Regions from separate parts of the Mus musculus genome. Here regions 2 and 3 are each linked to region 1. A link is a loop called in an ENCODE intact Hi-C map of the cell type or tissue named here. Cell type or tissue: heart. All regions are shown on one strand. Each heading gives the region's core, and the rest is flanking DNA. Links, peaks and the distances in the headings are about the cores only.

Region 1 (8,004 bases), core at 1,721-6,720:
ACCTTTCCTCTGCTCCAAGCCTACACTACAGAGGTTTCACTGAAAAGATCAAGACATCATCCAGCCTTTTAAACCAGGCGCTCCTGACACAGAAAGCAAGCTCCATCTAGTCCCTTGATCCAGCAGGACAGCCACTTCAAGCATGCTTCCGCCTGCGCAAAGAACAGCAGGCAGCACCCAGCAGAGAGAGTGTGCATTCACATGACAGACGCATGTCTGCACACAAGGCCATGCATGCACTTTCTAGGCAGGGGTGAGGACTTTGCAGTGACCACAAACCCACACTTTTCTGGGGTCCACGTGCAAGGACAACTGAGAGAAAAACAAGTTCTTCAAGTATATCAGAAAGTCAGGCCAGCTGAGCTCACCTCTAAAGCTCTTCCACAGGCAGGCCTTTCGCCTATCATTCCCTTGGCCTGCCTGGCTGGCACCTGGCACATACCACCTAGGAAGCACCTTCTGACCCAACCTCCATTATCCAAGAAAAAGGGACCACAGTGCAAAATGCTCTGAAACCACAAAACACCCTTACACAGAGCTGCTTCGTGTCAGTAATTACTTCTTCATAGGAAGGGCTTTTTTCCCCCTGTTGTTTCAAAACGCTCTGCAAACACTTCAAGAACAAGCTCCCAGGGCCCAGCTGTACAGAATATTAATTTGAAACACTTCAGAAGACTCCCATTACAAAGCTGAGTTATGTAAAGATGTTGTCTATAAACCTTTTGAACTCTAAGCCAAAACTCCCTTTCAATGAACGCATCCAGTCAAAAGGTTACAAAGCGGGAGAAACCTCAGGTTCAAGAAATTAGAAGGTCAGCTTTTCTCAAGTAGCTTTAAACTCACAAGCACGTCGTCAAATATGGAAAAGCTGGTGCCATCATAATACGATTTCAACAGCTACAGTCAAAACAGTGGGATGGTAGAAGGCATCTCCCCTATTCGCCGGTTACCTCAATAATGAGAAAAAACCAACAGACTAGTTTTAAACCAAGAAACACCTCAGATTCTGACTCACTCCCTATTAATCTCCAAACATTCAGAGAGAGATAGAAGAGAGAGGAGAGAGTGTCCAGGAGGCCAGGAAAGAGATAAGAACCCCCTAGCCATCATCTTAACTCTTAGCCCATCTCTGCTTCTACAGCTTTTCTTAATAATATAGGCTGTCCTTCTTCCATGGCTGATTCTACGACAGCATAGCATAGAAGAGAGATAGAGACAGGGTACTACTTAGTAGATGAAGCTGGGAAGGGAGGGCAGGAGGGAGGGAGGGAGAAAGGAAACATTCAATGCAGCTTTCCAGTTTTGTTGCAGCTGAGCCTAACTAATAGTACAACAGGGCTCAACAGTCCCCTTTTAAATTGCTTTCATTGCTGAGTGGTTCCTGGACTTTCCCATGGGCAATGCAAAGCAAGTATAATCTGCCTGCCCTTGGACACTGGGGGATGCATCCCCACTGGGGTTGGTGATGGAGGGCAGAGGCTGGAAGTCCTGCAGAAAGCTTGGTAGCTATACTTGCAGCAGAGCTGGAAAAGCTGGAGAGCGAGCCCTTGGCACTCCACTCACACTCAGACCAACAGGCCAGGAGCCAAGTCCTCCCTTCTGAGTTCACAAACTTAATCTCTAGATACAAGGTAGGTATTATGGGAGAAACTCAGACTAAAGAGTGTGACTGTTTGTTCTAGGTGCACACACTAAAGTTACTCATAAAACTTCGGGACCTTTCTTTTAGTAACAGTCTAGAGATCGCTCAACAACCCCCACAATTTTAACTATAGTAAGCAACATCCTGTGCAGATCCTGGGACAATTATTCCACACATCGAACTCTCCATCTAAAAGCTTCTTAAACCAAAGTGTCTCTTCAGAGAGAAGGTTTCAGCTGTCCGATCCGGATACTAAGATACTAAGCCCTCCATCCCCACAAACAAGGCCAGCAGAGGACAGGACCACTGGTGGTCCAGCTGTAGCAGCTGGGAGAGAAAAGTGGCTCTTCGTTACTCCTCACCCCACACCCTTCGACTGCGGGGTAAGATGTGGAAAAACAATCACACCTCTGGTGACTTCCAGCAAGATAGAATTCTTGGTAAGCCTTCCTACCACCCTCTTGGCTGCCTGGCTAGCTTTCTGGCTCCCTCGCTGCCTTGCCAAGCAAATTACAGTGGAAGTTGTTGTAGCCAGCAATGGCCACCGTCACCCTCCTTCCCAGAGTAGCGGGGCAGCTGGGGACCTAATTTAGGAGGATTTGACCATCTTAACTTTATTTCCAGAACACCAAACTCGTCATAATTCAAACTATTACATACACAGCTATTCTTAAAAAATCAGTAAGTCTATTAAATCTTTCGTTGTAAGCACTTTATCCTCAATTGAGGGAGGGGCTTAAGACTTGGGTCCGGGCTCTGAACGGTTTCTCCACATTAAAGGTTGAGAGGAGAGAAAAGAGGCCTAGACCACCTAGGGATGACAATCGATGCTGGTGGAAGTTTTGCGTTCTTGAAAAACCAACTAGGCATTTCCTCACCAGCCCTCCAGGACTTTGCGGTCTCCTGCCCTCCAGCCTGCCCGCGCTAGGTGTAAAGGCTACCAGCTGGTACTGCAGGTTCCTCAACTTCTTCCTATGGAGAAGGCTCTCACCCTCCTCGCAAACTGCGCTAAAGAAGTTCCCTGACCCGGACGATCCGGGAGCCGCGCCTCTAAGCCACCGACAGCACCGCTATCAGAGTCAACGGACTGACTACATGGCTTTCAGCCTACGCAGTAAGCGACTTTCGATCCCCAAAGGGGAGGAACCAGGTTTCACAGCCGCTGAATTCTCGAGAAGTTTCCGAGAGACGCGCAGCTTCGATCATTTGGCCGCGCTGGGTGTCCACAGTCCCAAAGGGAGAAGGATCTCAGCCGCCATCCCGGGCACCGAGCCCAGGAAACTGCCCTCCCCTCGCCGGCCAGGCTTTAGCCCCGACCGCTGCGTCTTCATCTGCGCCGCCAAAACCGCGGGGTTCAAAATCGCCCGGGTTCCGGGCTCGGTGTGCGCGCCACAGGGGCGCAGCTCAGAGCCGGAGCACCGACTAGGTGCAGGGAAAGAGCCCCCTACACTCCGGCTGCCGGGGCAGCAGGAACTCGCCCAAGTTTGCCAAAGCCCGGCCACGGTCTCCGAAAAGTTTGCCTCCTTCACAGAGGAAAGTTTGCGTGAGGGACGCGGGAGCCAGGCGGGTCCTGACACCTGCTGGCATCTCTCCTCCATCCCCGGGGCATGCCACCAGGCTCTGCCGGGACTGACCCTAAGCGGGAAAGCGCGGCCCCCCCCGCCCCCCCCGCCCCGGAGGACCGCAGCAGCATCCTCCCACCTGCGGAGGAGGGGAGTGTGGACTCACCTGGGCGTTGGAAGAGGAGGTGACTGAGGCAGGTGGTTGGCGTGGGCAGCCCCCAGCAGGAGCGGAGCGGAGACTGCGGCCCCTAGACAGCTGCGGCGAGTGAGCGGTCCGGCCGCCGCCCCCTCCGATCTTAACCGGCCTGACCACTCCCCCGCGCCTCCCCGCCCCTGCCCCCGCCCCGCGGCCGGCCTCCCGGGGGAGCCAGGGCGGGGCGCGCCGGCCGGGGCCCCGCGGGATCCTTGCGCCCCGCGCTGACGGCGGGGGGCCGGACGAACGCCGCCCTCTGATTGGCTCCTCGGGTCAATGGTTGCCGAGAGACGAGTAAACCTCGGGCGGCGCAAAGGGGCGGGGTGACCAAGAGGCAGCGTTGCGCAGGCGCAATAGAGAGGTGCTTTGTGGGCGGCGAACTAACTTTGGGGTTGAGGGCACAATTTTCCTCTGTCCTCTCCGCTCCACTCTGCCGTCTTCTTTAGCTTTCCCTTGCCTAGACTGTCCTTCCCTCTACCCCGCTTGCTCCCTGGCGGGCGCGTCTTCTTTCAAACTTTTAGGCGCTCCTCGCCCCAGTGCTCTCTGGTTTCCGGGAGCCGGGAGTGGAAGCCCACGCCTGCCTCGCGCGGTGTTTGTGAAGTCGGAAAACTCTTAGGTGGGCCCTGGAAAAATCTTTCTGATTCCTCGAACAAATTGGCTGGAGGTGAGGTCGTGGTCCTGGGGGGAAGGAAGCAGCTGTGGCCGCGCGGACCACCTGTGTGCAATTGGCGATCCCGGGAAGCTATCGCCAAAGCCTTAAGCACAGCAGCTCAGCTCTCCAGAGAGCAGCGCTGGTCTTTGCTGCTTGTTACTGCTCGCAGGTGTGGGACACACACACACACACACACACACACACACACACACACACACACACACACTCACTCACTCACTCACTCACACACACATAGTTGATGGCTCACACACACACACACACACACACTCACTCACTCACTCACTCACTCACACACACATAGTTGATGGCTCCGCTGTGGAACTCTCCTTCACCACTTAATTACCCGGAAGGCCTTGCAAGAAGCTATTGTGGTTTGGTCTTTATTTTAAGACAATGCCTCCTGAACCCCAGACAGGCCTCTAAGTAGCCTTGGCTCACCTTTAACTGATCCACCTCTGTGCACCTCCCAACTGCTGGGATTATAGGCGTGGTCTACCACGCCCAGCTTTACTGACCGTCTTGACCTATCCTCCAAAAACACTATTTCCCATCTGTATTATGGGAGGAAGGACGAGATAACCGTGAGATCAATATTATGGAAATAGCTATTAATCATGCACTGCTTGCTAAAAAGTTCATGCCAGGTACTAAATAAATCAGAAAGCAGTCGTTAATAAACACTTGTTGAGTTTCGTTTGACCCTCTCCTGGGTACTGGGGCCTAGATGGCTTCCCGAATCGGTGCTCTCTTCTGCCCTCTCCACCTCTGTGGAGCGTGAGTATCCGTATCCAGCAGTGTCTGCTAGGCTATGAAGAGTTCTCACACATGCACATGCTTTCTCTGGTAGGGGAGGCGAATTCCCAAAACTAAAACAGTGTAAGACATCAGTATGAGAACTTACATGTTCTTGAACACAAATTCAGGATATATGGCCAGCTTTTTTGTTGATAATGTGAGCCCTTTCTGATCTCACAGTGTCTTTTATTGTGTACAAAATGATGGGTGTGTGTACTCACAGAGCTGTCACCCAGAACATTTCCAGCTTAGCCATGGCCCCTGTCACTCAATAGATTGCAGGGTTACCAATATTAAGAACTCAGTCTTCATATGTCAATTGTTCTGGTATTTGAACTATTCATGGGGAAACAGAGGGTGAACATTTTTCTCTCCGTGAGATTTCTCTGTGGTGTTGTATGTAACCGTGGCTCATTCTTCACCACTGCATATTCATTAAATAACCAACACTTTATGCCCTCAGCTTACCGTCTGATAGGCACTTCATTTGCTTCAGGTTTTGGACAGTCCGTTGTGAAGTTGCTGTCAACATTCTTCCATATGTCTGCTATACAGCATTCATTTGTGCCAAGCACACGCTTGGAGACTGGAAATTCTGGTTCACAGAGTATACACACAATGTTAACCTTTAAATATATTTCCAATTATCTGGGTTATAAAAATAACAACCAAAGAGAAAACAACAAGCTTAAACCATAAAACAGACAAAAATAGATCTATCCGTAAAGCAGAATGGGTAGTCTGTTTAATGCTTCAGCCAGCACTGTAAAGATCCTGATGACCCCACGCATTTACCATTTGGTAACATGGTATTTAAAATGTCTTTAGTTACACTTTATTATTGGAGGGGGGTGTGTGCATGCCACAGTGGCTGTGTCGAGGGCATTGAACAACTCTTGGGAGCTCCAGCTCTCCACCATGTGGGGTCTGGGGGTGGAACTGAGTTCATCCTCAGGCTTAGCCACAAGCTGCTTTACCCTCTGAGCCATCTCCTTAGCCTAAGTGCTTTCTTTGTAAATTTACAACAGGGATGTATATTTCACTATAATTAGGCATTCATTTCTCTGGTGACCAATGCTGTTGAGCAACTTTTCAGATGTCTATCACCCATTAAGATGTTCTTTGAGAAGTATCTATTTGTGTCTTTTGCCTGTTTGAACTGTATTCAGTTCTTCACATATTCCAGATATAATGCCTTATATCTATTCCAAATCCCTTCTCTCAACCTGTATCAGACTAAAAGAGTTTCATAATTTTCAATCAGCCCGATGTACCAGTCTTATCTCTAATGCTTAGTGTTTTGCACCCTGTTTAAGGAATCTCTGCCTAGCCCAAAGCCACAAAGATGATTGCCTCTGCGCTCTTCTAAGAATTGGGTTTCAAGCCTTGAGGAAATAGCTGCCCTTCTGCAAGGCTCCAATCTCAATAACATTTAAGCAAATTATTACCTTGGCCTTTGACTTGGATCTGGTCAGCGGAGGTCATTGATAGTAGTAGATGTTTTAGTTAGCATGCACATTAGTGGTTTTCACCATGATGTTTCAGACGTACATGTTTGCCATATGCTTTGTTCTGCCCCCTCTCAGGTCTCTCCCAGGCCCCCTCCTGGCTGGCTGGCTCTTCTCTTCCCTGTTAGCCCCTTCTGCTCTCTTACCACAAGTAACTTCTAAACCTAAAGTTTGATCTGCCCTTTGCTTAGGTGACATTTTGTTCAACTTCCTGAACAAATTAGGCAATTCTGTGATGGGGAGACGAGGAGGGCAGGATCCAGAAATGAAAGTGGTTCTAGTCCCACAGTGTGTGCTTTCCCTCTGGCTACTCCCACCCCCAACCCCTACCCCCACCCTTGCTCAACTTTTTTAGAATCTGTGTTTCTTTCTTCTTATTTTTAAATACACCGTGTTCTTTCTACCTTATAAACCATGGCACCTTGAAGTTGGCAGGAGGCTCAGGAGGTTGCCAGGTCCTGCCCACTGGACATGGAACCAGATATTTAAACTGTCCATGCAAGACTCTTGGGTGCCTCCTTGCCAGATTCCAGCCTCTACTGGCATATAGCCAATCAAAATGCTCCAAGAACCTACCTTCCTCTCTTTCTTTCTTTCTTTCTTTCTTTCTTTCTTTCTTTCTTCCTTCCTTCCTTCCTTCCTTCCTTCCTTCCTTCCTTCCTTTCTTTTTTCATTCAGAATAATCTACTGGTTTGTGCCTAGAGAAACCAAGGGTGGGAAAACAGGTAAAACAGTCTTCAAAATGCAAGAGTGCCTTCTTTTAGAATAACCCTAGACATTTCATGACTCAGTAAAATTATTTTCAGTACTCCAGCAAATCAAAGGAATGCCACCATTACTGTCCTTATTGGGTAGGAAAGACTTTTTGATTATATTATCTCAGAGTGAGTTGTCATAATATTTATTCAAATATCTTCCAAGTATCTTCCTTAACATGATTAGTGTCAGCATTATTAATATGCTTAAAGTGGGTACGGGACCTCAATAAGAACATAGAACAATGGATATCCCTCCACACTAAGCAAATTTATGCTGTCTACATACAGATTAAAAAAATAAAGGAATAGCAAGGTGATTATAATATACTTCCGTACAGATGCTTTGTCTGTACCTCAGTGAGTCAGGGGCAAGGAGGATTATGGTATACCTTCCGCTGACCTTCATTTCCTCTCTGGTTGGTTCAGGCCAATATGCATTTTGTTTGTTTGTTTTGGGTTTGGGTTGTTGTTGTTTTGTTGTTGTTATTCTTCGGCATTGCAAGAAGATAGTTAACTTTGGAGTAAAAAGGTTCAGCTTTTATTTGTAAGGAAGCTGTGGTGGTTTGAATGACAATGATCCCATTGGTTTAGGGAGTGGCACTATTTGGAGGTGTGGCCTTGTTGGAGGAAGTGCGTCACTGAGGGTGGGCTTTGGGCTGTTTCAAATACTCAAGCCAGGCCCAGCGTCTCTTCATCCCTGCTGCATGCTGATCTGGATGTAGAACTCCCAGCTACCTCTCTGGACCACGTATGTCTGCCTGTGTACTACCATGCTTCCCACCATGATGACAATGGATTCAACCTCTGAGCTGTAAGCCACCTGCAGTTAAATGTTTTCCTTTATAAGAATTGCCACGGTCATGGTGTCTCTTC
Region 2 (8,004 bases), core at 1,956-6,955, 430 kb after region 1:
AGTTGACAATCCTCCCCACACAACACCACCAACTAGGACTGAGTGGTCAGACAATGAAGCTATGGGAGACACTCCATTCAAGCCACACTGGTCTTCTCCAGAACCTTAGCTAAAAAGAAGAGGAAAGGGCGGCTGAGGAGCACAGACAGAAGGTGAAACTGAAGTGTGAGTGTGAGAAAGATTCATAGTTAGGAGGGGATGAGGCACAAGTTGGGATGGGATTGGACATTTAGACTAGAGGTGTCAGGAGCAATCAAGGCGGAAAGGGATAGTGACTGATGGGGACAGATATGACGGTGGTGAAAGGGTAAGTCCACCAGAGCCTTTCTATCTGCTGGACGGATCACACAGCATCAGAGCCAGCCTTCCTGACCTCCCGATAGAGCATCCTCCCTTCCTGGCTCTCCTGCCCTCAGTACTGTTCCTGCCTTGGGCATTAGGAGTGGGCTGAAATCTTTAGCTACTGTATGGACCTGGCCACTTCCAGAAGTTCTGCTCTTCTGCCCCTGTGGCTTTTGTACTTCCCTGTGACTATTTGATGTCTGGAGTCCCCAGTAGGAGAAGCGATGCGTAATCATGGAGCAAGAAATGAATCAGCTCTGACAAAGGAATACAGTTAGTACATCTTAGCCATATGGTCTCAACCCATATCGTGTATCCACAAAATTCGTGGTTGAACATGGTCTTGTTAAGTTTTCTCATTATTTGAGATAACCAGTTTCTGCCTCCCTATTAACATGTCTTTATCAAATGCCTACTATGCAGGCACTGGGTTGGTTGCCAATGGTTTACTTTTTCTTCTTCTTCTTCTTCTTCTTCTTCTTCTTCTTCTTCTTCTTCTTCTTCTTCTTCTTCTTCTTCTTCTTCTTCTTCTTCTTCTTCTTCTTCTTCTTCTTGTTTTCGAGACAGGGTTTCTCTGTGTAGCCCTGTAGGCTGTCCTGGAACTCACTTTGTAGACCAGGCTGGCCTCAAACTCAGAAATCTGCCTGCCTCTGCCTCCCGAGTGCTGGGATTACAGGCGTGCGCCACCACGCCCAGCTGGTTTCCTTTATCTTAACAGAGAGACAGAAAACATATATTTGTATGCCATATCTACACACAATATACACAATCTATACATAAGTCTATATAAATATGTACACAAACATAATAAAACAATACTATAAGGTAGACAAATATCGCAACATAAATAATATAGGCAGAAGATTGATTTCCTTTAGTGTTTTTTTTTTTTTTGAGGGGTGCTCAGTATCAAATCATATCACTGTGCTAAATCTCCAAACTCACAAGGAAGCCATTAGAATACAAGCTGGAGCTTAGAAACAACAGCAAGATTCTGGGGAGGTAACAGAAAGGTCTCCTGCCACAGAAAGAAGGAGAAGTTTTAAAAATAAAGGCAGGACAAACTGACAAAGAGCAAGAAAGGTGCTTGTCAAACTTCAGGGATTACCTAAAAGTCCGGGTTTATATGTCTGTAAGGGAAACGTTTTAGAATGAAGGCTTAATGTGGTTTTACAATTAACCTGGAAGATCAAATTAGCTATTTCACAAAAGGAAGTCAACCATAATCCAGAGACTATTGTGGTACTTGAGAGAGTGATAAGGTCTTGTACCATCTTAAAATTTCTATGCACTAAGGTGTTGGCAATGCGGATGGAAAGAAACTGATGCCTGCCTGGATGTGGAAAACAAGAAAGGAAGCCAAGAAGATGATAAGATCTCAGGTTGGGAGAGTGAGCTTCCCCTTGGGAGAGTGAAACCAGAAGACTAAGAGCACAGAATGCAATGAAGAGAGAAGCCTCGAGTCACTGAAGATGGGGTTAGGCGAAGGCAACGTCCTGGAGCAGAGCTATAACAGACATTTATGACAAAAGCTCTGGGGAGGGGTTAGTCAGAACTGGAAATATAAATTGGGGACTCAGCTCTTTAAGAGGAAATACAGTGGGGGCCAACAAAGGAGCCACGAAACCACCCTGGGACACAGCAAGGGCAAACACTAACGTGGCTGAGTACTGAGAAAAGTCCAGGAATGTTGTCACTCATTCTCTACACACCAAAGAGAAAGAACAAAACATCGGTGATGAGACTAGCACAAAGTTTAAGAACCACAGTGGTGAGAGCCACCAGCGCTAATTAAGTTGAGGGGAACTGGATCAAGGGAGGGTGAGTTTTCTTTCAGGACTTCATCACAGTCCTCGGGAGAAAGAATGTGTAAAGGACTCACTGAAAAGTGTTAGCAAAATAAGGAGAGGCAGAAGAGGTTGGGAGAAAACCAGCAATCAATGGCGTGAGAAAGGAGAGAAGATGCATAGACTTTTAAGTAGAACGGAAAGATGTTCTCCAGATAGCCCCATCTTCTCTCTCCATGGAAGGCAGGTAGGGATTTGATGTGCAAGAAGCTGAGAAAGGGAAGGACAGAGGGGACTGGGCAGAATCTTAGGCATGACATCTTAAGACTGTTGTTCCCATCCCAGATGCTAGCTTGGGTTGACCACTCGACCCCTCCCAGGCAGCTCTATTATAAGCTGTTGGGAGATTAAATGAGATAATGCATATAAATTATACAGCACTCCTCCAACAGAGAAGTCAGAATACACCCTATGGGAAATATAATATATGGCATGAATAAGAGATAAGACAAAGCATGGCTAAGCACAGAGGAGGGCAGGTTCAGAGCAACACTATATAGCAAAGCCAAGTCCACACCGCTTTTGGAATTTGCTTCAGCATACTGCGGTGAAGCGAGGGGACTCGGCCAGGGCAGCGCAGGAGAGAAAGGCTGGAGAAGTCTGGGTAAGGACCACTTTCACTTTTAAGACCTTTGCCGACTCCTTACACTGGGAGGTCATGTGACTGTTATGTAAAAATGGCTTTTGAGCCATTCATTAGCAGATAACGTTTTTACTTATGCTAAAGTTAGAACCAGCTCTCGAGACCCTCACAATAAAGACCAAATCAGACCTGTGTGTGTGTGTGTGTGTGTGTGTGTGTGTGTGTGTGTGTGTGTGTGGTGTCTGTGTTCACACGTGTACCACAGACAGAACCCAGAGTCTCAACATACTAAGCAAATACTGGATCAGTGAGCTACATCTCTACTTTAACATATTTTACGAAGAGTCAGATAATTCTTTTTTTTTCTTTTAATTTCATCTTTTCATAGTTTGGGGCTCTTTCCACCGAAGGCCCATACTTCGTAAAAGCATAGGCTTCGACAGCTATGCCTATACTATGACATCTCTAATAAAGAGGTCCCTGAAACAGTGATGCATGGGTTGAAATCATATATGGAAGACTGTAAAGGAAAACAGTGAGATAGACAGAGGCTTACGCATCTGAAGAATGGGAACAGATAGCAACTACGGAGCCATGCTATTACAATTTTTGGATTCAGAGATCAGTCAGTGCCTTAGACCCCATGTGTAGGAAACAGTCTCCAAATGAATGAATCTGAGACTCTTGGCAAATTCTTTAAGGCGTCAAAGAAATAATTATGCTCAGGGACCAGGTGTGCCCAACTTTTTAACTAGTCGGACCTACAAGGGACTTGTCCCAGTGACATCCTCCACTGCCCCATTGTGACCAACCAGGAGCTCCCCTTGATTGTAAAAACAAATGCCAAACTTGCTCTGTAGGCCACCCCCCGCAACCCTGACAACTTCTGTTACTGTAGAATTCTGGTGAGGTGTGTCTCTCCGGTCTTGGTCTTGAATGATTCAAAGCAGCTTCCACCCGGGAAACTCAGTGGAGCTCCGCGGAGCAGCAGTTCTAAACTTTTCAGTTAAGTTTAGTTCTGGAACCAGACACGGAGGTACCCTTGCCCTGGAAAATGCCAGAAGCTAGCCAGCTGAGAGGGTTCTGGTTCCGAGCACGCTGTACGTAAGAGATTCCAGGGCAGAAAAAATACTTGGAAAACCCAGAAAGGAAACTGACCCGGTGGCCGCTGATTCGCTATAGCCTCTGCAACCGAGAGCCTGCCTACAACTTCCAGAATGCTTCGGGCTACACCTCGGCCGACTGACAGTACCACGCACCAATGGGAGAACCCTATCTGAGTTTGGGGTGGAGCCTCAGCGCAGGCTTTTCAACGATCCAGAGGCCTCTCCGGCGGCAGGAGCTCACATTCGTGACGCCAACCACATTACGCCGCTCACTCCCAGACTCCTCCTCCCGGTTCTGCACGAGGCCCTCCCTTGCTCCCTCTCCTTTCGCCGCGCGAGTGGCCGGCGAGGATGTGGACCTTGCTGAACTTATTGGATGACAGTGATGTCACTCTGGAGGACGACATGGCTCCGAACTGCGAGGCCCGCCCCTTTCGGACGGTGATTGGATTCTTCGGAGAATCCTGGTCTGGGATTGGTGTGAGGCGGGGCGACGGCTCTAGGGCCTCCTAGGCAAACCAGAGAGGCGGCTGCCCCTGGCCCCTCACTCTGGGAGAGCCCGAGGACCCACTACCTCATCGCCCGGAGGGCGCGCTTGTGGCGTGGTGGGGGCGGGAGGGAGGGTGACCTTGGAGGACAAGAAATGCTGGGGTCAGGGTGGTGGTGGCAGAATTAGCTGGGGACTAGCTCTAGAAGCGCTTGCGAGGAGGACGATGTGGGTGATCCAGGAGGGTGTGGCTGTGACTGGTGTGGGATGCAGTGGAAAGGAAGGGCCAAACCACAAATCCGGAGATCTGTGGATGGTTCCTCAGAGGCGTTCTCTTTCTGGTTGTCCTTTTACTTGGCAACACGAGAGTCCTCATGGTCAGTGTTCAAGATCTTGGAACTCTGTCTTTGAGTAAATCTAACCTGCATTAGAGGACTGCGCAGGGCCTTTTGTGATACTGGGTACATACGTGGGGAAGATGTCAGAAATCAGGAAGCCGCTTCTGGGTTTCGTGCACAAACTCCAAGATGCGAACGCGTCTGGAAGCTCAGGCAAGACTCATTGTCCTACATGTCTGAGGCTTTTCAAAGTCCCCAGGCTCTTGCCTTGCTTGCACACAGTGTGCACCACGTGTCTGGAAAAGCTGGATCCATTCTCAGTAGTGGACATCCGTGGGGGTGACTCAGATACAAGCTCTGAGGGGTCAGTATTCCAGGACCCCGAGTTATGTAGCCTGCAGCCACAGATCGGCATCCTCTGTCCGGTATGTGATGCTCAAGTGGACCTGCCCTTGGGTGGAGTGAAGGCTTTAACGGTAGACCACCTGGCCATGAATGATGTGCTGCTGGAGAACCTGCGTGGGGAAGGCCAGGGCCTGGTGTGTGACCTGTGCAGCGACAGAGAAGTAGAGAAGAGGTGTCAGACCTGCAAAGCCAATCTCTGCCACTTCTGCTGCCAGGCTCATAGGTAAAGAGGGAGTACCCCGTTTATTGTGGCGTAAGAGTAGAGTGCAAAGAAAGCAAGACACAGATCCCTTTGGTGAGCAGGTCAAAAAGAAGGCTTTCGCAGACACTGTCAAAGTGCAAAGAACACTGTGCAAACAGATCGCAAGCTCTAGAACGGAGGTTAGCACCGCTGACCTGATAGCTGTAGTAACAAAAGCAGGGCAGGTTTCGGTTTATAGAGCACCTTGAGTTTTCTTCTATCACCAATTGTTTAATCTATTGAAAACGGACCGTGTGCTGGAGAGAGGATTACTGTGCTAGCATACACCCTGCGCTTGATCTCATCTGATCATTGTAACTCTTACCGAAAGGTGGGTGCTACTTCACCCCTCTTTAGTAAATGAGGAGATGGAAGCCCAGCAGTGGTTTGTGTTTCGCCCAAGTCCCACAGCTGGTAATCATGTAACTGAACCGAATCCTCAGTTCAGACCTAGTTCCTTCTTCTTTGCTCTTTTTACTAAACAGGTCACCTCAGTGTAGGTGTCCATTGACTGTGCCTTAACTCAGACCTCTGACCTGGACAGCAGGCTGGTAATTGGGGTGTTTTGCCTTTTATCACAGTCACGGAATAGCTTGTTAGATGCTAGTCTTTGTCCCATTTTCTCTTCCATCCCACTCTAGTGCATCAGAATACAAAACTAAACAAGGTTTTGGGTTAATCTAGAACTGGCTTTTTTTTCTCTCTCTCTCTCTCTGAGTTCTGGCCTCCCCTTGTTTTCTGGCCTTACCAACAGAACAGTTGTCTTAGCTCTCTATTTGTAACTTTGTGATTATCCCTATGACTGTCTTGTTGCCAGCTCAACAGCTGACCGTTTTCTCTGCATCTGCACTAGTAGCAGAACAGGCATACACACTTCAGGTTGATGGGATGTTGCCAGGGAACTCTGTGAGCAGTCCCTGCCTTTCCCTAGAGATTTCCCTGAGTCCCTTAGAAATCTATAGGAAGGAGGGATCCAAGAGAACTTAGTACCTATTGATTTCGCTTTCTACTAATGCGGATGACTCTTAAGGAGAATTCTGGCCTGCCAGTGGATGCGATGTAGTCACTGGCCAAGGGAACTGCTTTACAAAAATGTTAATTAAACATGAGAGTTTGCAGGAGCCAGCTGGCTGCTTTCGTTGCTATATAGATCCATCTGGCTTGGTTTACCACTTGGTGTTAGCCTTCCACCCTGCTTTAGGAAGTGGGCTGTGACTCTTGTCTAAACTTACCAGATTACCTCGAGTGAAAAGTCTCTCAGAATATAGTCTCAGCACTGCACCTTTGAAGATGTATCCCATGCCAAATTCAAGTATTTATGTATTGTGTCCTAAATAACAACACTCAGATAGGCATGTGCTTCACCGTGTAGAGAAATAATGAAGCAAAAAGGATCCTGTAGTTTTTTTTTTTTAATACATTCTGAGGAGTGTGACTCAAATCTAACCCCTAGAACCTCTTTGCCAAACTGTCCCCCTCTAGAGTTGTTTCCTCACTTCCTGTCCCCAACTGCTTCTTTCCAGGCGACAGAAGAAGACGACATATCACACCATGGTGGACCTAAAAGACCTGAAAGGCTACAGCCAGGTTGGAAAGCCCATCCTATGTCCTTCTCACCCTGCAGAGGAGCTGAGGCTGTTCTGTGAACTCTGTGACCGGCCGGTGTGTCGGGACTGTGTAGTTGGGGAGCACCGAGAGCACCCCTATGACTTCACCAGCAATGTCATCCACAAGCATGGAGATTCTGTGCGGGAGCTGCTTCGAGACACCCAGCCCCATGTGGAAGCCCTGGAAGATGCCCTGGCACAGATTAAAAGTGTGAACAACGCCCTCCAAGAGCGAGTGGAGGCAGTGGCAGCTGACGTCCGGACATTCTCTGAGGGCTACATCAAAGCCATCGAGGAACACCGGGACAAGCTGCTGCAGCAGCTGGATGACATACGGATCCAGAGGGAAACCGCTTTACAGCTGCAGAAAGCGCAGCTGGAACAGCTGCTGGCAGATATGCGGACTGGAGTGGAGTTCACCGAGCATCTGCTGACCAGCGGCTCGGACTTAGAGATTCTCATCACCAAGGGAGTGGTTGTAGAGCGGCTCAGGAAGCTGAATAAAGTTGAATACAGTGCCCGCCCAGGAGTGAACCATAAGATCTGCTTCTCCCCCCAGGAGAAGGCAGGCCAGTGCCAAGGCTATGAAGTGTATGGGGCCATTAACACGCAGGAAGTTGATCCAGCTCAGTGTGTCCTTCAGGGAGAAGGTAGGGAAGCATTTCTCAATGGTATTGAGAGAGCAGTGCCCAGGGACCTGACATTTAAAGAGTTGTGTCGTGCTGTCCTGGGGGTATAGTGCCATTGGCAGAATGCTTGCCTAGCTTGCACAGAGTCTGGGTCTGGTTGCTGGCACCACATAAAACTGAGCCTGGCCACATATGCTTTTAATCCTAGTACTCACAGGTGGGTCAGAAGTTGGAGGACCTCTTCGGATGCATAGCAAGTTTGATGGCAGGCTGGGCTATATGAGACCGTGTGTCAAAAAGAGAAACTAAATGAGGCTTGTTCGGCAAGGTATACTGGTTTAAAAGGCAGTGGCTCCCTGCCTTGCCCCTTTCTTTCTCATGGTCTGGGCAGGCTGCAGTTATTAATACTGGGGGTAGGC
Region 3 (8,004 bases), core at 1,956-6,955, 320 kb before region 1:
TAGAAGTTAATAATGGCTAAGAATAATAACCCATGAAAACGAACACACCCATTTAAGCAAACTCCTGCTTGGCTGTGACTTTCAGAACACAACAGAATCTGGTGCTAGCCGTCTAGAAAAATAAAAGGGAAGTGATCTCTTGGGGGACTCACACACAAATGAGTGCAGGCAGGTCAGTCAAGGCTCTCCCACTTCACCCTTCCAAGAGTCGGTGTCATTTAACGGTGTCCATTTCTTATTTCTGACTTACCTTCTCGCCTTTCCTTAAGTCCCAGATAAAAACGTGTTCACAGGCGGGTACTGCCACATAGCGTCCTTTCTCACCACGGAGTGTCACAAAAACAATGTTACCTTTTTGGCTGCCAATCAAGCCAAAGACAGCACTAGCCACATAGCGCAGATACTGTTTAGTAAGCCCCATGCTGGGCTGTCTGATGACACCGGGAAGGCAATCTGTGTAAATAAACAAAATTCAGTTTTTGCAATACAATGACTCTGCACAGCTAACAAACAGGAACCTTTTTTTTTTACATGATCAAAAGCATGTAACTTGGCACAGATGGTAAAGTACCTGCTGTAGTACCCGCACCCACACATAAGGCCAGGCACAGAAAAATGCAGGTCTATGACCCCAGCACAGGGAAGGCAGAGAGAGAGATTCCTGGGATTCGAAGAGACCCTGTGTGTAGATCAGAGGAAGCCCAGAGTGAATGGGTCCTGCTGACATGAATGTAGCCATGTCAAGGACTTCAATGCCCCAGACCAATAGGAGAGGCATCATGGTCCTTTGGTTCAAGTGGGATGTTTACAGTGTTCCAGAAAATGTTCACCATAGCCTTCTTCCCTCCCACCACACCACCATGTGTACTGACTGAAGACTGCTCCCCACAGACTGTCCCTATTGCAATTAGATATTATCTCTATACAATCACCCTGTCTCCTTGTTCAGTTGTAAGCAATAATCCCCTCTTCATTTTCAACTGTATATAATAAGCTCGCAGAGCTTATGGGGCTGCTGCAGTTCCTCTATCCAAAAGCTCAGACCAACCGATCTCAGCTTTTATGCATGTGTGTTCATGTGTCTGCCTTTTCTACCCAGTTTTCTCTTCCCTGCACTTTCATCTCCAGTTTGTCTTCAACGAGCTGCTGCACTGGTTTTCTATCTAGCACTTCCACGTCCACGATTTTCGCTTCAAGTCATAGTAACACGCTTGTTTATCGTTTTCACATGCACTGTACCTACCCGAGGGCTTTAAAGCTTATTTCTCAAATAACTTCGCTTGTTTTCCTTCCTGCGACCTGGTCACTCTCAAACTATCCCCCGCACCTAAGTTTCTATTGCACATCATCCCCGAAATAATCCAAGGAAATCGGGCAGTTCCAGCAGCCTCGCACTCCGGCCCGGGGGCAGCGCGCGGCCTCTGGGTTCTGCGATGCAGACGGCCGCGGCAAAGGGCTTCTCCCCGGCCTCCCTAGTGCCCTTAGCGCGGAGTCCCTCGCCGCGTCGGCTCACCGTGAACACCACTGTGCGGGGAACCGCGCCCCGCGATCCCTAAAGAGCCAGCAACACTCACCTCACTCTCCACGAGGCTCCAGCAGACAGCGCTGCCTACGAGACCCGCCACTTCCGGTCCGATTGGAAGTTTCTTCCGCCCGGCGTTTCCCTTACCTTCTAGGCGGAAGTGACGGCAGAGCGCTGTGATTGGGTGGCGTGGCGGAGAGGAAGCGGGTACCTTCGCTGTCAGATCGCTGTCGCCAGTCACCCTGGCCTCTGGAGACCGGTTCGCTTCAGCCTCCGCCTCTGGCAAGCAAAGTGTACGGATGTCATCCGCCTGAATTCTGCCACGGATCTGAGTGAGCTGCGGGCCGCCGCCCGGATGGGCCCGCCCGAGCGCTGTGAGAGAAGGGCGAAGCCGGGAAGGGAGGGCGACACAGTCGGGTGCGGCGGCTGGGAGGGATTGGGCTGGCGGGTCCTCCCGGGCTTTGGGCTTCGCACTCAGGGTAGGTTGGGTCGCCAAGCTCTGGGGACGCAGGTCCCCGGGATTTGCTGGGACGCGGTGCTGCGAGCAGCCCTGCGGGTGGCGGCTCTAGCAGAGTCCAGCCCGTCCTATAAATCGGGTTCCCTGTGGTCAGACGCTGAGCCCAGGATGCTGAGTTGTAAAAAGACCCCGCAGTCCCTGGAGTGACATTGACCTGGCTTTGTGTTTCCGCTTTCAGGTCACTTGAGAGGGAAGTGACCCTGGGCTTACTGGTCCTTAATTGTAGACTGAGACTGAGCCACTCTGTTAACGAGGAAATTAGCTTTTCTTCTCTTGCCCCCTTTTATCCTTGGGCTGGTCTAGAAGTTTTAGAAACGAGGTCTGATGTCTGTAGCTGTCTATATAACTGTACGTATAACTATACAAAAGAATTGATCCCTGCCATGGTTTACTGAACCTCTGTAGCCAACCTAGAAATTAGACATGTAGACAATTGTAGCTGACAGGTAGACTTGTCTTCCTTATTTTTTTTTTTTTTTTTTTTTTTTTTTTTGAGACAGGGTTTCTCTGTGTAGCTCTGGCTGTCCTGGAACTCACTTTGTAGACCAGGCTGGCCTCGAACTCAGAAATCCGCCTGCCTCTGCCTCCCAAGTGCTGGGATTAAAGGCGTGCGCCACCACGCCCGGCCTTTCCTTTTTAATTTTAGCTACTATTTACTGGGTAAGATTTTCTTAGTGATTTAAAACATGTCCAGCTCATCCTCTGTGTTTAAGAAAATTGTTTTGAAAGAAGAATCATTTGTAGTGGGTTGGATGAAAAGAAGGCAAGAAATCGTGATGATAAATTTATTCCAGGCTGGGGAGGAACATTTGGATAGATGTGTATGGACCCTACCTCCTGTAGATGCTGTGCATTTCCTTGTTAGAGATGGGAGATGTGTGCTTTGGTGGGGAAACAGTTTAGAAGATTTCAGGCCTGCCCAACCTTTAGACATTGCCAATTGATGTTGTCATCTTTGGTCGTGGGATCAAAGCCAGGTTTTGTCCACAACTTTAATACCAGCACTGGAAAGCCAGCCTGGTATGATATAGAGTGCTGCATCTAGCATCCCTATCACCACCCCTCCTTAGACAGAGTCTCACAAAGGCCCTGTTCTGGAGCTCTCTGAAGACCATGTTGTCCTTGAGCTCACAAAGATCCACCTGCCTCTGCCTACAGCATGCAGGAATTAAAGGCGTGTACTGGCCCGCCAGGCTAAACTAGCACACCTTAATCTTACATATTTTCTTATCCAGTACTTTAAGATACATTTTCTTATCTAGTACTTGAAGAACAACATTATTATTTTAAGTTTCAAATTGCACTCTGTATGAAGACTTGCAACTGAAGCATGCTCTGGTGTGTTTAATATGTAGGTGACACTGCTAATTCACCGGAAAACATGTGTTTTGTATGTTTTTTTGAATGATGATTTACAGTTTACCTGGGACCATTGATGAAGGTTAGAGGTCTGTTTTATTATAATGTATTTATTTGCTGATATAGGTGAGCACGGACATGTTTTCATCTGAGCAGCTTCCATTTGCATAAAGTAACTCTTGTAAATATAATTGATTTGGCATCAGGATGAATATGGTGGGTGCTTTCACCCTTATATATCCTGGGCATTTAAATATTGAAATACAGAGCCATAAAGAATAATAAACCTGTTATTTGCCAAAAGCAACAAACAAGCTGCTTAATTATTAGAGGTCAGATTCATGGTCCAACTCTATGTGTTTCCCAGACTTAGCTCACCTGTGTAAACATTTGACAGTCATCTTCTCCTCTTAGTTGGTTCTCACTCTCCCCCCCCCCCGCCCTTTTTTTAAGTGGCACCATTCATTTTGTTTTATTTTGTTGAGATAAGATAATTCTGGCTGTCCTAGAACTAGGACAGCTGGGCCTCAAATTCACTGAGCTCAACCTGCCTTAGCCTCCCAGAGCTGGAATTTAAGGCCTGTGCCACCACACCCAACTTGATACCATTCTTTTTTACCTGTTTGGAAACTCAGGTTTTGAGACAGTGATCCCAAGTGCTCTGCCTGATGCTGCCGGACCTGGAGGAGTAAAAATCTGGTCTCTGCAGGCAATTCAATTTTTCAAATAACTCACAATTTGTATGTTTTTAAAAGCTAATGGTGGCAGGATGCAGGGGGAAATAAGCTACAAAGAACTCTTTGAATCATAAAGAATAGTAGCTTCTCTTTGTTTGGGGGGGGGGGTCCTTTCTCTTAAACTAACATAGAAAATATTTAGCCTAATTCATAGATCTGATTTAGTCTGGAAACCAACAACTTTTTGATACAAAACTGTGCCTCAGGAGACTGTGAGTTTTACTAAACTATAGTGCTTGTTTGCAAGCTTGTTCAAAGTTCAACACTGGTCAATTGATTTCCAGTGGGAAGGGCTTTTTGGTTTCATGTTGCTTAATTTCTGGCTAAGGTTATAAATCACTGTAGTCATGTCTGCTCCCCTTCCCCCCCACACACACAGTTCCCATCATGCCCACCACCCTGCTTGTTTTCAGTCTATCCCTAGAATTCTTAATCTAAGTCTGGAAATCCTTTCAGATATATGCATCATCTCTTACAGGCTATATTTCTTACCACACATTCTGTGGAGTGAGACAGTGTTTAGGTTTCTGCCACCTTTGGGTTCGCTGCTCCGCTTTTGCACAAGCATGGCCATGAGTTTATGTTGGGAGCAGGCAGGAGTTAAATCTCTTTTTAATGAGAAAAATCAGTTTCTCTTTGGAGGTGCGGATGGAGCTGCCAAAGAATTCAACCTTGATTAACTTTCAGGAAGCTTTCCAGGAAAGGCCTTACCTTTTGCCCCACAGTCAGCTTTGAGCATTAGTTATCGTTCATTTAGCACTCACACTGACGTCTTCAGTAGCTGGAGAGAGGCAACGAGCTGTACTGACTGGAGATGATTGGGTGTATAGGAGACCTACTGAAGTCCATACACATCAAGGACAGTAATGGGACTTCTCGGAGAAAGTGATCAACTTAGGTTTCTGTTGACCTTGAAATCAGAGCTGTGATCGTCGTTGAGGGGGGAAAGTTTTAAGAGGATACAGCTCTGCAACAAACACTCAAAGTGAGGTGGAGCCTAGAGTAGCGTTACACTCAGGTGGGAGGAGGACTGAGCTCCCAGGTAAGAAGCTAGATGCTTTGCCGTGCACCTGTGATCTCAGCTTTGGAAGGAGGACACAAGAGATGGAATCTTTGAGGGTTTTGGTGGAATCACCGAGCTCCAGGCTCAGTGAGAGACTGTCTCAATAGGTTGAACAAGCAATTAAGGAAGATACCTGCTGTTGACTTTAACCTCCATTCACATGCTTACACACACCCATGCAAGCACATACCGCACCCTCTCACACAAAGTGACATGGTGAGCCAGGCCCATGGCACTAGCCTGATGTTCCGAGGTTCCAGCTGCTCGGGAGGCTGAGGCAGGAGAATCTGGTTTCAAGGCCTATGTGAGTTAGAGTGAACAAGGTAAGGCGGGGCAATTTAGGGCTGGAGATATAGCACATGATAATGTTTGCCCAGCATGCCTGAGGCCCAGATTCAACCCCAGTACAAAACAAACAAACACAAAACAACAACAACAACAAACTGGGGAGATGTTTCTATGGTCTGAAGAAGAAATGAGGGAGGAAAGATTTTCCAAAAATGTTCAGGGAGAATTGATGTTATTCTTGTGACGGGCAGCTAGCAAAGTGCTTGAGTTAAGACCTTTTGGCTGGCTTAAGCATGCAGAATATACCCCGAGATAACTCAGAAGTTGGAAAAGAGTATTCTATAAAGATGGATTTGGAACTAGAGAGAAGTTAGTGGTTTGAGCAGTAATATTGATGGTGGGTCCAGCTAACGTAGGAACACGCACACTCATTTTGGCACAAAATGGCTGCTTGTGTGATTTCCTTCCCCTAGTGACACAGGAGCAGATGTTGGGTTATTTAGGGATTAACCAGACATGACAAGGGAAGTCATGACATCAAGATCTGTAGGACTGTAACTTAGTTGAGCACTCAGCATTCAGCACTCAGCATTCAGCACTCAGCATTCAGCACTCAGCACTCAGCATTCAGCACTCAGCATTCAGCTTGCATGGTGATTTGACAGCGAGTGTGGAGCCTTTGCTGCACATGGAAATAGAACTTCATCTCAGCCGTGGTCACACTGGCCCTGAGGAAATCTCAAAAGGTAATTCATTGTGCCTTGCTTTACGGCAGGTGCTCTGCTGTGTAGTTTTGGCACAGATTATTGCATTCATCTTCATGATAAGCCTGTGAGTTAATTACCTCTGCTTTAGCTATAAATACTAGCTTTGCCTCAAGGATCACAGCTCGAAGATGTTGACTCAGGGATCCGCACTTGGACCTGGACACAGAGTCTCATGACTTGCATTATGCCACACTCCACTTTTTCACTGTGTGTAGACATAGGTTCAAAGTTATGCACACAATGTGATTTTACCTCTGTCACAGAGAAAAGAAGAACTACAGCAAGGTGGAGATTCTTTTTGTCTTGACCATTTAACTTTTTGTTGATCTTTCACATATTCCAGAGGCAGGTGTTAGTGTCAGGAATAGAATTTAGCTTAAAGAAGCAATTATTCATTTATTTACTGCCATCAGGTGATATGGTGAGCCAGGCCCCGGACACTAACCTGATGTTCCAGGCACTCAGGAGGCTGCGGCAGGAGAATCTGATTTCAAGGCCTAAATGAGTTAGAATGAGCAGAGTAAGGGCTGGCAACTTAGTTCAGTTTTGCCTGGAGCAAATCTGAGTATTTTTACACATGTGGCTTGTGTTTGTCTCCAGGTTCAAAGGGACTGAACTAAGTACAACATCTAGAAAACTAATCTTAAAGCAGGATTATTTAGTATAAACATAAGCACTAATACAAATTATCTTAGCATACTCTATAAGATCTTTTTTTTAGCTGCTAGCTGAATGACCATACTTCCCATCTAACAGTAGGTTTGCATATTCTGATAGATCTGTGCTTCCAGTTAGTATCTGGTCTCTCTCCGAGAAACGTGGATAAATTAGTTTGGGAAGGGCAAGTTTGTTCTCCCTGAGTATGACAACAAACATTAGCCTCAGGTCAAAAAGCTTTTTAAAAATTAGCTCCCAGATTGACTTTCTGTCCTTCATCTGCCTGCTCATTTCCTGAACCCACGAGGTCTTGATCATTTGGTAGCATTCTGCTCTAGCTGATCTTTCTGGCTGAAGCACCCATGAATGCGCCCTTCCTTCTGTTGGCCTTCCACTGCTGTCTTTGCTGAGCTTCCTTCCTGGCTTAGCCGCCTCCTCACCTACGCTCTTGTCTTAGTGTGCATTTTGCTGTAGGACTCAGCCCTAGGATCTCTTTCTCACTGTTTGCACTTGTCCCGCAGACAGTCTTGTCTAGTTCCCGTAGTTTTCAACACTGCACTTGCTGAGACTTCTAGATCTATGCTGAACCTCTGCTCTGAGCTCTAGCCTCAAGCATCCATTTGTTAGTTTGACAGTAAACTCAGGGCTATGTAATAAACATTTTGAACTCAGCACATTCAAAAGGACAGACATATGGAATGGGAACCCTTGCTTTTCCTTCACCCTACAGCTTACTCCAATACCTCTTCTCTATAAGTAGCATCACTAGCCAACTCAGTTGCTCAAGGGAAGTAATCTAGGCATTGTCTCACTTGTGTGGATCCTCTGTATTCCTATGACAAATTCTTTGGATTTATCTGTCAGTTATAGTCCCAGATGTGACATTTCTCGTGGCCACCCATCTCTCCTATGATCATCTTGTATCTTCTACTGCAACTCTTACCCTTCTTGCTTTCCCTAACTAGAGTCTTCGTTTCAAGCAGTGTATTTGGCTTCCTCATATTTAGAGGAAGAGCTGAGGATTTTAGCATGGTTTTACAACTGCATCATCTGGCCTCGCTCAGCACCAACCTTATGATCTAAATCATTACCTA

Evidence for each region. Hi-C counts contacts between places; a loop is a spot of excess contacts. Peaks named below come from ENCODE experiments on the same cell type or tissue, not always from the same donor. Only the 100,000 strongest peaks of a DNase experiment are listed, where the experiment ranks them.
Region 2: it touches region 1 in a loop (2.6-fold over the local background); 3 of 42 quality-filtered maps call a loop at or near these places.
Region 3: it touches region 1 in a loop (8-fold over the local background); 4 of 42 quality-filtered maps call a loop at or near these places.

Annotation. Positions count from the first base shown.
Region 1 is chr3:100,485,724-100,493,727 of GRCm38, forward strand. Tent5c (terminal nucleotidyltransferase 5C) reads right to left here and starts at 3,469. Exons shown (of 2, transcript NM_001142952.1): 1 at 3,371-3,469. In heart, for the core only: no CTCF peak of the experiment used is centred there; DNase peaks (open chromatin) are centred at 2,928 and 3,688; H3K4me3 peaks cover 3,129 bases; H3K27ac peaks cover 2,311 bases; H3K27me3 peaks cover 441 bases.
Region 2 is chr3:100,918,069-100,926,072 of GRCm38, forward strand. Trim45 (tripartite motif-containing 45) reads left to right here and starts at 4,425. Exons shown (of 6, transcript NM_194343.2): 1 at 4,425-5,331; 2 at 6,873-7,606. The coding sequence starts at 4,844. In heart, for the core only: no CTCF peak of the experiment used is centred there; DNase peaks (open chromatin) are centred at 4,283, 5,143 and 6,183; H3K4me3 peaks cover 2,172 bases; H3K27ac peaks cover 2,298 bases.
Region 3 is chr3:100,160,770-100,168,773 of GRCm38, forward strand. It overlaps Gdap2 (ganglioside-induced differentiation-associated-protein 2), which reads left to right and starts at 1,694. Exons shown (of 14, transcript NM_010269.3): 1 at 1,694-1,896. It overlaps Wdr3 (WD repeat domain 3), which reads right to left and starts at 1,638. Exons shown (of 27, transcript NM_175552.5): 1 at 1,575-1,638; 2 at 251-453. The coding sequence starts at 421. In heart, for the core only: no CTCF peak of the experiment used is centred there; no DNase peak of the experiment used is centred there; H3K4me3 peaks cover 568 bases; H3K27ac peaks cover 446 bases.